Linked DNA regions of Mus musculus: region 2 is linked to region 1. The links are chromatin loops, found by intact Hi-C in ENCODE. Cell type or tissue: gastrocnemius. All regions are shown on one strand. Each heading gives the region's core, and the rest is flanking DNA. Links, peaks and the distances in the headings are about the cores only.

Region 1 (5,371 bases), core at 150-5,149:
TCCCTCTCTTATTTAATAGTTATAGGGTTTTTTGTTTTTTGTTTTTTTTGTTTTTCCTTTGTCCTGAATTGATCGATGGGAGGGAAAGCTGCAAAGGAAATGGGGAGGAGCTGAAAGTACAGTCAGATCAACACAAGACAAATAAGCAGAGGGTCAGGAGCAGTGTGCACTTGCCTGAGGGGGTGAGGTGAAGCCCTGGGCTTGATCCCAAGGCACTGCTGCAGTCAGAGCAGCTCAGCAGCATCGGGACTGTTGTTCTGTTCCTGTCCTGTCCCTGGTCCATCATGAACTTGCTGAGTGACTTTCTGCAAGTTACCTAACTTTCCTGGGTTTCGATTTCCTCTCCAGTAAATTAAGCAATTTGGATGATATCATCTTCTAATTATACTGTACATGCTCATTCGGAAGCTTCTGTTATGAACTCATTAAAAATTAAATCTATGAGATGAAGTTTCTGCAGCAACTTCACACCGGGGGATTCCAGGACAACACATAAGCCAACTCCTCGTATTTCTTTTCTTTTTTTTTTTCTTTCTTTCTTTTCTTTTCTTTTCTTTTTCTTTTCTTTTCTTTTCTTTTTTTTTTTTTTTTTTTTTTTTTTTTTGAGACAGGGTTTCTCTGTATAGCCCTGGCTGTCCTGGAACGACCAGGCTGGCCTCGAACTCAGAAATCCACCTGACTCTGTCTCCCAAGTTCTGGGATTAAAGGCTTGTGCAGCCGGGTAGTGGTGTCTCACAGGGTTTTTTGTTTTTTTTTTTTTTTTGTTTTTCCTTTGTCCTGAATTGATCAATGGGAGGGAAAGCTGCAAAGGAAATGGGGAGGAGCTGAAAGTACAGTCAGATCAACACAAGACAAATAAGCAGAGGGTCAGGAGCATGCTGTAGCCCGAACCTCAGATTCACTGTAGCTGAAATGATCTTCGGTTCCTGATTCCGCTGCTTCCATCCCATATTAGTGCTGGAGTTATAGATGAGTGACCCTTCACATGTTTGCTGCTGGAGACTGAACTCTGCCTTCTTGCTTGCTTCTACCAAAGGTTACGCCCCAGCCCAGAGATCCCACTCGGGTTAGCTTTAACAAGGCTAACTTGATCCCATTTAACAAAACAAGTAGGTTTTGAAAACAATGGATTTGACTAAGTGTGGTGGTGCAAGCCTGGAATCCCAGCTTTTGGGAGCCAGAGGCAGGCAAGTCTATGTAAATTCAAGTCTAGCCTGATCTACATATCAAGTTTCAAGCCTGCTGGGGCTACATAAGTAAGATCCTGCCTCAAAACCACAAACATGTACTCACAAACCAAAAATAAAAAAGAATTTGATATAGATTGAACATAGAAAACAAGGTCAAATGGGAAGTATTACATATCTATGATGGACATTTTTATTATTTTATTATTATTCGTGGAGTGGGTTCTCTCCTACCACCTGTACATCAGTCCCAGAGATCCCACTTGGGTTTGCAGCCTAGGGAAGCAAGCACCTTTACCCCTACTCATCTCCAACCTGTTGTTGTTTGGTTGTTCTTGTTCGGGTTTTTAGACAGACTGACAGCTCTGGCTGACCTAGAACTACCAACGGATGCCACCAGGCTTTGAATTCAGAGATCCACCTTCCGTTGCTTCCTGAGTGCTGGGACCGAGATACATGCCACCGTGTTGGTTTTTGAGATAGGGTTTTAGTACATAGCCTAGCTTGGCCTGGAACTTGTGACTTTCCTCCCTCAGGATGTACCCCTATATCCAGCCTGTAGAAAGTCATTTCATAAAACCATATTCCTAAATGTGAGGCAATTGCCTTGCATTTCCCCGGAACAGAAAGGTTTTTTTCCAGAAAAGGGAACTAGAATGGACTAGAACATTTTTTTTTCCTCAGCCCCTGGCCCTTCTCATGTAGTCTATCACTATACTTCTCAACAATTTACCAAAGTGCCTAAGAGACTACTCTAGATAGAGATTAGGTTCTCCCTTGGACCTTAACCTACTGGAAACAAGGTATTTGGGCCAACCACTGAGTTCAGAAGGAGCCCAAGTGGAGGGGTTCCAGGTTTCAGGGTTGATAAATGTTAATGATGCCCAGGAACAATATGGTGTATTGTAATTTTTAAAAACAAAACAAAGCAACAACAATAAAAAGCTTCTTCAAACTGTCTGCTAGCCTGCATACTTTCTCTGGTGATTTACAGGTTACTATATTATGAAAATATTGGCTGACTAGCTTGCTGGCTCCGAGGCAATGCTCTAGACTGACTTTAGAAACGGTGCGCCAACTGTACTGGTAGGGAGGCAAGGCAATTACTGCACTGCATTTGGAACATTCTCCGTGGAGTTGTTTCAGGCCTCCCTAACTGGTTCCTTGCTCTCCGGAGGATCCAGTTTAAAGGTAGAGTTCACCTCCGACCACACTGACAATGCTCAGGTAATAGTTAAGAGTGACTAGACTACAATTACCACAAGGCATTGCGGATCCTCAGCATCCGGGACACCGTCCGCAAAGATCTCTGGGTATTGTGGTCTTGCACTTTAGCAGCGACACTGTGCCAACGGTAAAATTTCACCGGAAAGGAGGACCACAACTCCCAGCAACCTTTGCTGCTGTGCGGGGGGTCTTCACGTTCTCGTGGCGCGGCGCAGGCGCTGTGGGTCTTCGGCGCGGACCGCGCAGACTGAATAATAAAAGGGGAGCGGCGAAGAGGCAGGAAGACAGGACCATGTCGAAGGGCCCCGGGCCCGGCGGCTCGGCAGCTTCCTCGGCGCCCCCGGCCGCTACCGCTCAGGTGCTGCAGGCACAGCCCGAGAAACCGCAGCACTACACGTACGTAGAGCCCCCCCCGCCGCGCGCGCACGCCTGACGTCAGCGGCCAGCGTGAGTCACGCGCGCAGGGAGAGCGCGAGGCTGTCCCCCCCCCCCTTCCTCCGGCTCGGCCCAGACCGGTTCCAACCTGCTGGGACCGGTCCCAGCTTACTTCAACTGTCACCAACCTCTGGTCGGGCAGTGGGGCGGGAAACTCGGTCCCAGCCTCCGAGTCGGAAAGGCAGGAGCGCGGGTCCCGAATCCACACTTCTCAGGCCAGGCCTCAGAGGCCTGACGGTCTCAGACATAAAACCCGACAAGTCCACGACATGACAAGTGGAAGTCTGTACCAACCAGCACGAGACCTGTCTAGAAATGACTGTTTGCTTGAAGTCTCGGGAGGAGACTCTGTGCACCGGAGGCCTTTTGTATCTTTAAGGCCTGTTAGATTGTCCACGAGGATCACCCATGCTTGAATTCCCTTAAACAGTCAAACGTGCAGAAATGGGCTCACTCCGTGCAGGCTGTACTGTCTAGCTTGAGTCAGCGACATCCGGGGTGTTAATGGTTGCAGACCCCTTCAGCATCGGGCAGGCAAGGGAGCCTCATCGTAACTGGCCTAAATGAGATTGCCACAATGTAAAAACTGCATGTGTACAAGCTTAGGTCCCTGCCTTCCTTGCTGTCATGTCACAGTAGGCCTAGGTTCTGTGAGACAAAGGCCAATGCTGTAGTTCCTCTTGTAAAGCCCTGTTGGTTTCCGTTCCCTGCTGTGTGCCAGGAGTGTCCCTACTGGGTGCCTGAGTGATGGGCCAGTTTAGGAGATCCCAACCTGTGGAAATGTCAGAACCCGAGAGATTGAACAACACTCCAGCGTCCAGCCAGGAGCTGGCAGCATCCGAACTAAAGTCAGGCAGAAGCAGCTCTGGTTCAACACTTTTGGGAGTTGGGACAGGGGAACATTGGTTATAGAAAATGTATTGGTTTCTTCAAATGACTAGTGTTGGCTGACGTCATCCAAACTTGACTGTAACTCAGGTTAGCCTTTCAAGTATGGTGGTCATCAGTTGGTCCTTTCTTACTGGAGTTCTCTCTCACTCTGCAACCTTGCCATTGCTTTTGATAAGAAGGTCTAACATCAGAATAACATCACTTATCTGGTCACACACAAAAATTTGTAAACTTAGTGGAACTGTGAAAAACATCTACATTTGTTTATTTGTATGTGAGTCTGTGGGAACACTCACGCAGCGCCACATGCAGGTGTGGAGGTCAAAACAGTCTGAAGGAATTGGTTCTCTCCTTTTACCTGGAGGGTTCCAGGCATTGAATTCAGTTGGCTAAGCCTGGCCACTGCTCTGTGCTCTCACAGTCAGGACCTTGTGTTGTAGGGTTAAACTGAACCCAGGCCTCTTACATGTTGGGATCACATCTGTCATTGGGTTGCGTCTTCGCCACGCACCCCCAGTTGTTTATTTACTCTTTACTTTTTAAGCTAGGATTTCACCAAGTTGTTTGTGCTGGCCTTGACTTGCTTTAATCCAGACAGAACTTGAACTCTGCATCCTCCTGCCTCAGATTTCTTTTCTTTTCTTTCCTTTCCTTTCCTTTTCTTTTTTTGGTTTTTCGAGACAGGGTTTCTCTTTATAGTCCTGGCTGTCCTGGAACTCACTTTGTAGATAAGGCTGGCTTCGAACTCAGCGTTCCTCCTGCCTCTGCCTCCCAAGTGCTAGGATTAAAAGCATGTGCCACCACGCCAGGGTTTTTTTTTTTAAAGATTTATTTATTATGTATACAGCGTTCTGCCTGCATGTATCCTGCAGGGCAGAAGAGGGCACCAGATCTCATTATAGATGGTTGTGAGCCACCATGTGGTTGCTGGGAATTGAACTCAGGACAGTTCTTTTAACCTCTGAGCCACCTCTCCAGCCCCTTCCTCAGATTTCTGAGTAGCTGGGATTACAAATCTGTACCACTGGGCCTCATTTTGGAACTTTTTAATGATCTCTGGCTACTTGGATCATGTTTTTTTGGTACAATTCCAAACAAATTGGAATAAATCTTGGTTTCTTTTTGAGAATGTGTGTGTAATGTACACATTGTTGCTTATAGATCAGGGGAGGACATTAGGTGTCCTATCCCTCTTCATTTCCTTGAAGTAGGTTCTTTGGGGCTAAAGAGATGGCTCTGTGGTTAAGAGCACTGGCTGCTCTTCCAGAGGTCCTGGGTTCATTTCCCAACACCTACATGCAGTCATAGCTGTCTATAACCAGTGCACGGGGATCCTATACCTTCTGGTATGCAGGCATACATGTAGACAAACCACCCATATACATAAGTAAGTCTTTTAAAAAATAGCTTATTTTACTGGGCCTGAAACTTGGCCAGGTTGGCTGGCCAGTGGGTTCCTAGCATCTGCTTCCCCCACCTCCAACACTGGGGTTGTAAGCATGTGTGGCCATGCCTGGCTGTGAGGCGATGAGGAGTCAAACTCAGCACTCACAGAGCCTTCTCCACAGCCACTTTTTTTTTTCTTTTTGAGCATAAGGTCTTGCTGTGTAGTTTTGCTTAGCCTGGAGCTC
Region 2 (5,371 bases), core at 154-5,153, 460 kb after region 1:
TGGTGCCACCGGGCTCCAAGGCAGGGCAAGTTCTAAGCTAGGGCGGTGAGTTCTCGTGCATCCAAGGAAACAAAGCAAAAGCATGCTTTAAAAAAAAAAAATGCAGCCGGGCGGGTGGTGGTGCACGCACGCCTTTAATCCCAGCACTTGGGAGGCAGAGGCAGGCGGATTTCTGAGTTTGAGGCCAGACAGGTCTACAGAGTGAGTTCCAGGACAGCCAGGGCTACACAGAGAAACCCTGTCTCAACAAACCAAAAAAAGAAAGCTATCAGCTGGGCATGAGAGTACATGCCCACAATCCCAGGACATGAGAGGCTGAAGGGACTGGTCCAGCAAGATGGCACAGAGGGTGAAGATACTTGCTACGAGGCCTGATGACCTGCATTTGGCTCCTTGAAGCCCACAGGGTAGAAGGAGAGACCCAGCTCCCAGCACGATGATCAAGAGTTTGAGACCTTGGGCTGGTGAGATGGCTCAGCGGTTAAGAGCACTGACTGCTCTTCTGCAGGTCCTGAGTTCAATTCCCAGCAACCACATGGTGGCTCACAACCATCCGTAATGAGAAACAAAAAAACCTATGGGCCGGAGCAAACAGAAGAAGGGGGTGGGGAATTTGAGGCCTTGATGGACTATATAGTTAATGCCTATCATAAATGAATGAATGGAATAAGGGTCAGAAGTGGCGGAGACTGCTTGTCATCCCAACACTAGCGGCAAAGCAGGAGGATTCAGAGGTTAAGCCAGCCCAGGCTACATGAGATACTGCAGTAGCTGCTGCAACAATAACAACACATCCCAAACTTAAAAAAAAAAATCAACTTTTTAACTTACCTCCATTGGTCTCCTGATATACAACAGATTTCCCCAATTCAGCACCAAGACGCCTATTACACAAAAACAAAACAAAACAAAAAAAGATGGTAAGAGCATGCAACTAACTAAGCCAGCATTCTGGAAGCTGAGGCAGGAGGATTGCTGTAAGGTGAGGACCAGTCTGGGATACATAGTGAGTAACAGGCCAGCCAGGACTACTAGCAAGACCAAACTTAAAAAAAAAAAAAAAAGCCAGGAGTGTCTCAAGCCTTTAATCCCAGCTCTTGGGAGGCAGAGGCAGGAGGATCTCTGCAAGGCTATCTATCCTGGTCTACAAAGCTTACTGGAATTAGCATAACAAAAGGCAAAACCACTAATCTTTTTTCTTTGTTTTATTTATATGTGAGTACACAGTAGTTGTTTGTCTTCAGACACATCAGAAGAGGGCATCAGATCTCATTACAGGTGGTTGTGAGCCACCATGTGGTTGCTGGGAATTGAACTCAGGACCTCTGGAAGAGCAGTCAGTAATCTTAACTGCTGAGCCATCTCTCCAGCCCAAAACCACTAATTTTTAAAGTGGAGCTTTCTCAAGGCAAGGTCACGTGTGATAAGTGTGACCCAATACAAACAAGCTCAACTTTCATGTTTAAAGGGATCCTTGGCCTGGACAAGACAAATAATCAGGGGCTGGAGAGATGACTCAGCAGTTAAGAGCACTGGCTACTCTTCTAGGGGTCCAGAGTTCAATTCCCAGCACCCACACGGTGGCTCACGACCATCTGTAATGAGATCTGGCGCCCCCTTCTGGCCTTCAGGCACACATGCAGACAGAACATTGTATACACGATAAATAAATCATGAAAAGAAACAGAAACCGGAGAGACTGACTGTCTCCCTGTACATATCTCCTAAACCCACTTCAAAGTCCAACTGATAATAAAACAGGTGGAGCTAAGAACTTTTGAAATATGAAAATGACTTTAAATGTTCAAAGTCAAGTCATTTACGCCAGGGAGTCCAAGTGCGCACCTGAACTGCCAGCATCGGAAAGGCCAAGGCCAGAAATATCACACCATTTAGAGTGTGACCAGGGTCATAAGACCTTATCTCAGAAACCAAAGCCCATGATGGGTGTGGTGTTCCCGCGGCAGAAGCAGGCAGATCTCCCGGCTTGAACTCTTGAGAGTGCAAGCCTCATCCATTCACTAAGTTCCAGGCCAGCAGGAGCTACGATAAAGCTCTGTCCCATAAAGGAGAAGAGAAACGATACATATTACTAAAAAGCTTATTTCACAAAGGGCCCTTAAGGCTCTTTATACCAGGGCTCTAGTTTTCTCCAAAATTGAAAAGGGGCCTTTAAGTAGACCGGTTATTATCAGCAGGGCACCGGGAGGCTCTGCTCTGCAGGATTCTTCTCCATGATTTCCGCAAAGTTCAGGCTCACGCTCCCATCCCTTCCCCATAGAAGCACCCACAGTTTGTAAGTAAGGTTTAAAAAAAAAAAAAAAAATCACGTCCTTCATCCATCCAGCATCGGTAACAACAAACAAGCCTGGAAAGACATCTCAGGGCCCCCACGGTCCCCTGAGGTCAGTGGTTAACACACGCACACACCCCTAAGCAAACACTTTTTTGTACAACTGATCCTACACACTTGTAATCGCGGCTCTCCCCCCGCCCAGCCCGAAGTACTTCTGAGTTCCCTTCTCCCTGACTGTCCTAACCCTTCGGTCTAGGATGGACCCACATCGCCTGTCGCTTTAGGGACGCCTGGAAATGGCGATGGTCAGATTCAGGGCAAGCGCAGGAAACCTCTCTAGGGTTAAGAGTGCGCCGCGGCCCTGGGACGGGGTTGGGGAGTCGGCCCAAACCTGCTGCTCCCGGGTGCAAAGGTGGAGGTGACGGGGAGAGGGGCTAGGGCCACCCCGGGGACCACCTCGCTTACTCAGTGATGCGCTTGGCCAGTTCCGTGCAGGCGGCCGTGGAGTTGGCCGAGAAGACTCGGTAGCCGGTGCGGGCTGCGTTCATGGCCGGCGAGGCGGCGGGCCGAGCCCGCGGGACACGCAGAGCAGAGCACGCGGACAGCGGGGGCAGCAGCAGCAGCTTCCTGGGCATCCTCCGGCCCGAGGCGCGGCTACAGCGGTCCGCGCGGGGCCGCAGAGGGACGAGGCGCGACACAGATGCGTCCGGATCTCCAAGCCGCACCGAAGGCGCAGCCGAGCGCCGCAGCCTCCTTCGGACCCCGCGGCAGGCCGCGCCCCTCCGCGACACCGAGTCGAGCAGCTAGAGCGTCCGCCCCCGCCGCCATCTCGGAAAAGGGCAGGGAGGTGGGCATGGCATGGAGAGCCTGTTCTGACACAGGCGCCGCTGACTCGCGTGTTCGCCTGAGTTTGAGTCTCCGGGGACAGGTATTTTAATGTCCACTATTCTGGGAGGTGCAGCCATGTTTAGTGGTACTTATAAATGTTTTCAAATTTACTGCCAGGAACTAAGATGTCCGCCCAGGGACCGGAGACAATCTAGCCTCACGCCTCTATGATGAACGAGCCTCCGGCGCTCCCCTCCACGCTTGCGCAGGCTGGGATTTATTTGAAAAGGGACAGCCGGCCCTTTCCCTTTTGCGGGCACTTAAACTAACTGCTCCAGAATCTGGACGTGGAGGCCTTCCCTAGACGTTATATCTGTGTCTGCACGTGAGGCAAGGTTGCACTCCTGCCCGTTGTTGTTCTCAGTTCTCCCACCCGTCCCCCTCAACCCCAGCCAGCCGCTCTGCCCGCATGAGTTCGCCTTGTGCAAATACAGAAGGCGCGTGTGTTCATTTACTTTTGTGTAAATAGATGAAGTCGTTCCAAAGAGACATTTGAGCCTCTCGATCTATCAGACTGTTTGAAAAACGGACCCCCAAAGAAGTAAAGATCTTCCCCCACCCACCTCAGGAATGTCATGCTGGGAGAAAAAAAAACGTGACTCCCAAAAACAGCTTTCACAGAGCTCCAGAGACTTCTCAGACCACCTTACAGGCTGAGGTTGAAGCCCATGCAAGGGCGTCTCAATGATGGTCGGGACCTTGCCCTGGAAGGGACGGCTTAGGTGGCAAATCCTCGGCCTTCTGCTTACATTTTTATCTCACTTCTGGACGGAGGACAGACTTGTGGACTTCTCTGGATTCCTCTGTTCCTCTTACCGATGTTGCTAGGTTTAATAAATCTCCCTTTTCTGCTTTCTGTTTTCAGTTCGACTTTTAATTTTAATTTTAATTTAATTTAATTTAATTTAATTTAATTTGGCTTTTCGAGTCAGGGTTTCTCTGTGTAGCCCTGGCTGTCCTGGAACTCGCTGTGTAGACCAGGCTGGACTCGAACTCAGAAATCTGCCTGAACATTGAGTCTTTCTGTGTCTGTGCACCGTGCATACACAGTGCCTGCAAAGGCCAGAAGAGGGTGTCAGATTCTCTGGAACTGTAGTTTGGAGTCAGTTGTGGGCTGCTGGGTCTTCAGGAACAGCAGCCAGTGCTCTTAACTGCTGAGCCATCCCTCCCGTGCCCAAGTTGCAATTTTAATTAACATATTGAAGAAGGTGGCCAGACCTGACTTGGACTCAGATTGTGAGCCCCAAGGTTGATTACACTAGACCTAATCAGGAAGGGCCGATAAGCTCTCTGGCCTCACCTCATAACCTGTTTCGCTAGGCCTTTTCCCTTCCTGCTCTTTAAGTAGCACATGGCAGGTACCCTCTTCAGTCTTCCTATTCTCTCAGTGTTATTCAAGGGCCAGACACCAGGGACCACCATAAAAGGGTGAAGCTTCAGTGTCTTGCACGGAATCACCAATTGCTGATACATATCTTATGCAAGGAAGGGACTTACAAAACACATTCATGACCTTGGCAACCTGAATCTGGACCATGACCCTCGTCACCCAGTCCTGGGGCACCTGCTCAATAAACTATCCCTGTCTGACTGAGATTGGTGTTTGTGTGGCTTGTGAGGCGATTTCTGGCCCCCAACACATATGATCTTATACTATGACACATACCTGAGGAAATATGAAAGGGGAAATGATGTATTTAAGTTCCTGGTTTTGCCAGTTTTAATCCAAAATCGACTGGGTCCATTGCTTCCGGTCACAGCCAAAATGGAATATCTTAATATCAGAAGTATATGGTAAGAGCTTGAAGTGGAAACTTCAATTTTCTTTGGAAAGTCAGCTGGAGATTGAAATCGCTGCAGAGAACCATTTCTAAACAGGTCCACTTCCCCCGTATCCTAGTAACCTTCCTTTTCCACTGCCTCAGGTGGGTGGTGGGCTAGAGGGGACGCTGAAGCATTTAAGAACCATCATGAAAAGTAGGTTTTGAAAAAAATCAAAGCAACAAGGGCTCCTTCCAATCTGTTCGCCCGTTCACAAGTGTCTGACTAGGGCTACCAAGGGCTCCTTAGTGAGAGCCGTCCACAGTCATCTCCCCTTGTCTCAGACCTCCAGCACTTATTGATGGGAGGAGCATCTCATACTGATGGGAGTATCCCAAACTGATGGCAGCATACCATACTGATGGG

What was found. Peaks named below come from ENCODE experiments on the same cell type or tissue, not always from the same donor. Only the 100,000 strongest peaks of a DNase experiment are listed, where the experiment ranks them.
Region 2: it touches region 1 in a loop (14-fold over the local background); 1 of 42 quality-filtered maps calls a loop at or near these places.

The regions. Positions count from the first base shown.
Region 1 is chr11:116,027,682-116,033,052 of GRCm38, forward strand. It overlaps Unk (unkempt family zinc finger), which reads left to right and starts at 2,635. Exons shown (of 16, transcript NM_172569.4): 1 at 2,635-2,810. The coding sequence starts at 2,707. In gastrocnemius, for the core only: no CTCF peak of the experiment used is centred there; DNase peaks (open chromatin) are centred at 2,595 and 3,561; H3K4me3 peaks cover 2,607 bases; H3K27ac peaks cover 3,373 bases.
Region 2 is chr11:116,487,287-116,492,657 of GRCm38, forward strand. Prpsap1 (phosphoribosyl pyrophosphate synthetase-associated protein 1) reads right to left here and starts at 3,060. Exons shown (of 10, transcript NM_026364.1): 1 at 2,762-3,060; 2 at 832-884. The coding sequence starts at 2,931. In gastrocnemius, for the core only: a CTCF peak has its summit at 1,628 (motif pointing left); DNase peaks (open chromatin) are centred at 3,075 and 3,344; H3K4me3 peaks cover 2,647 bases; H3K27ac peaks cover 2,339 bases.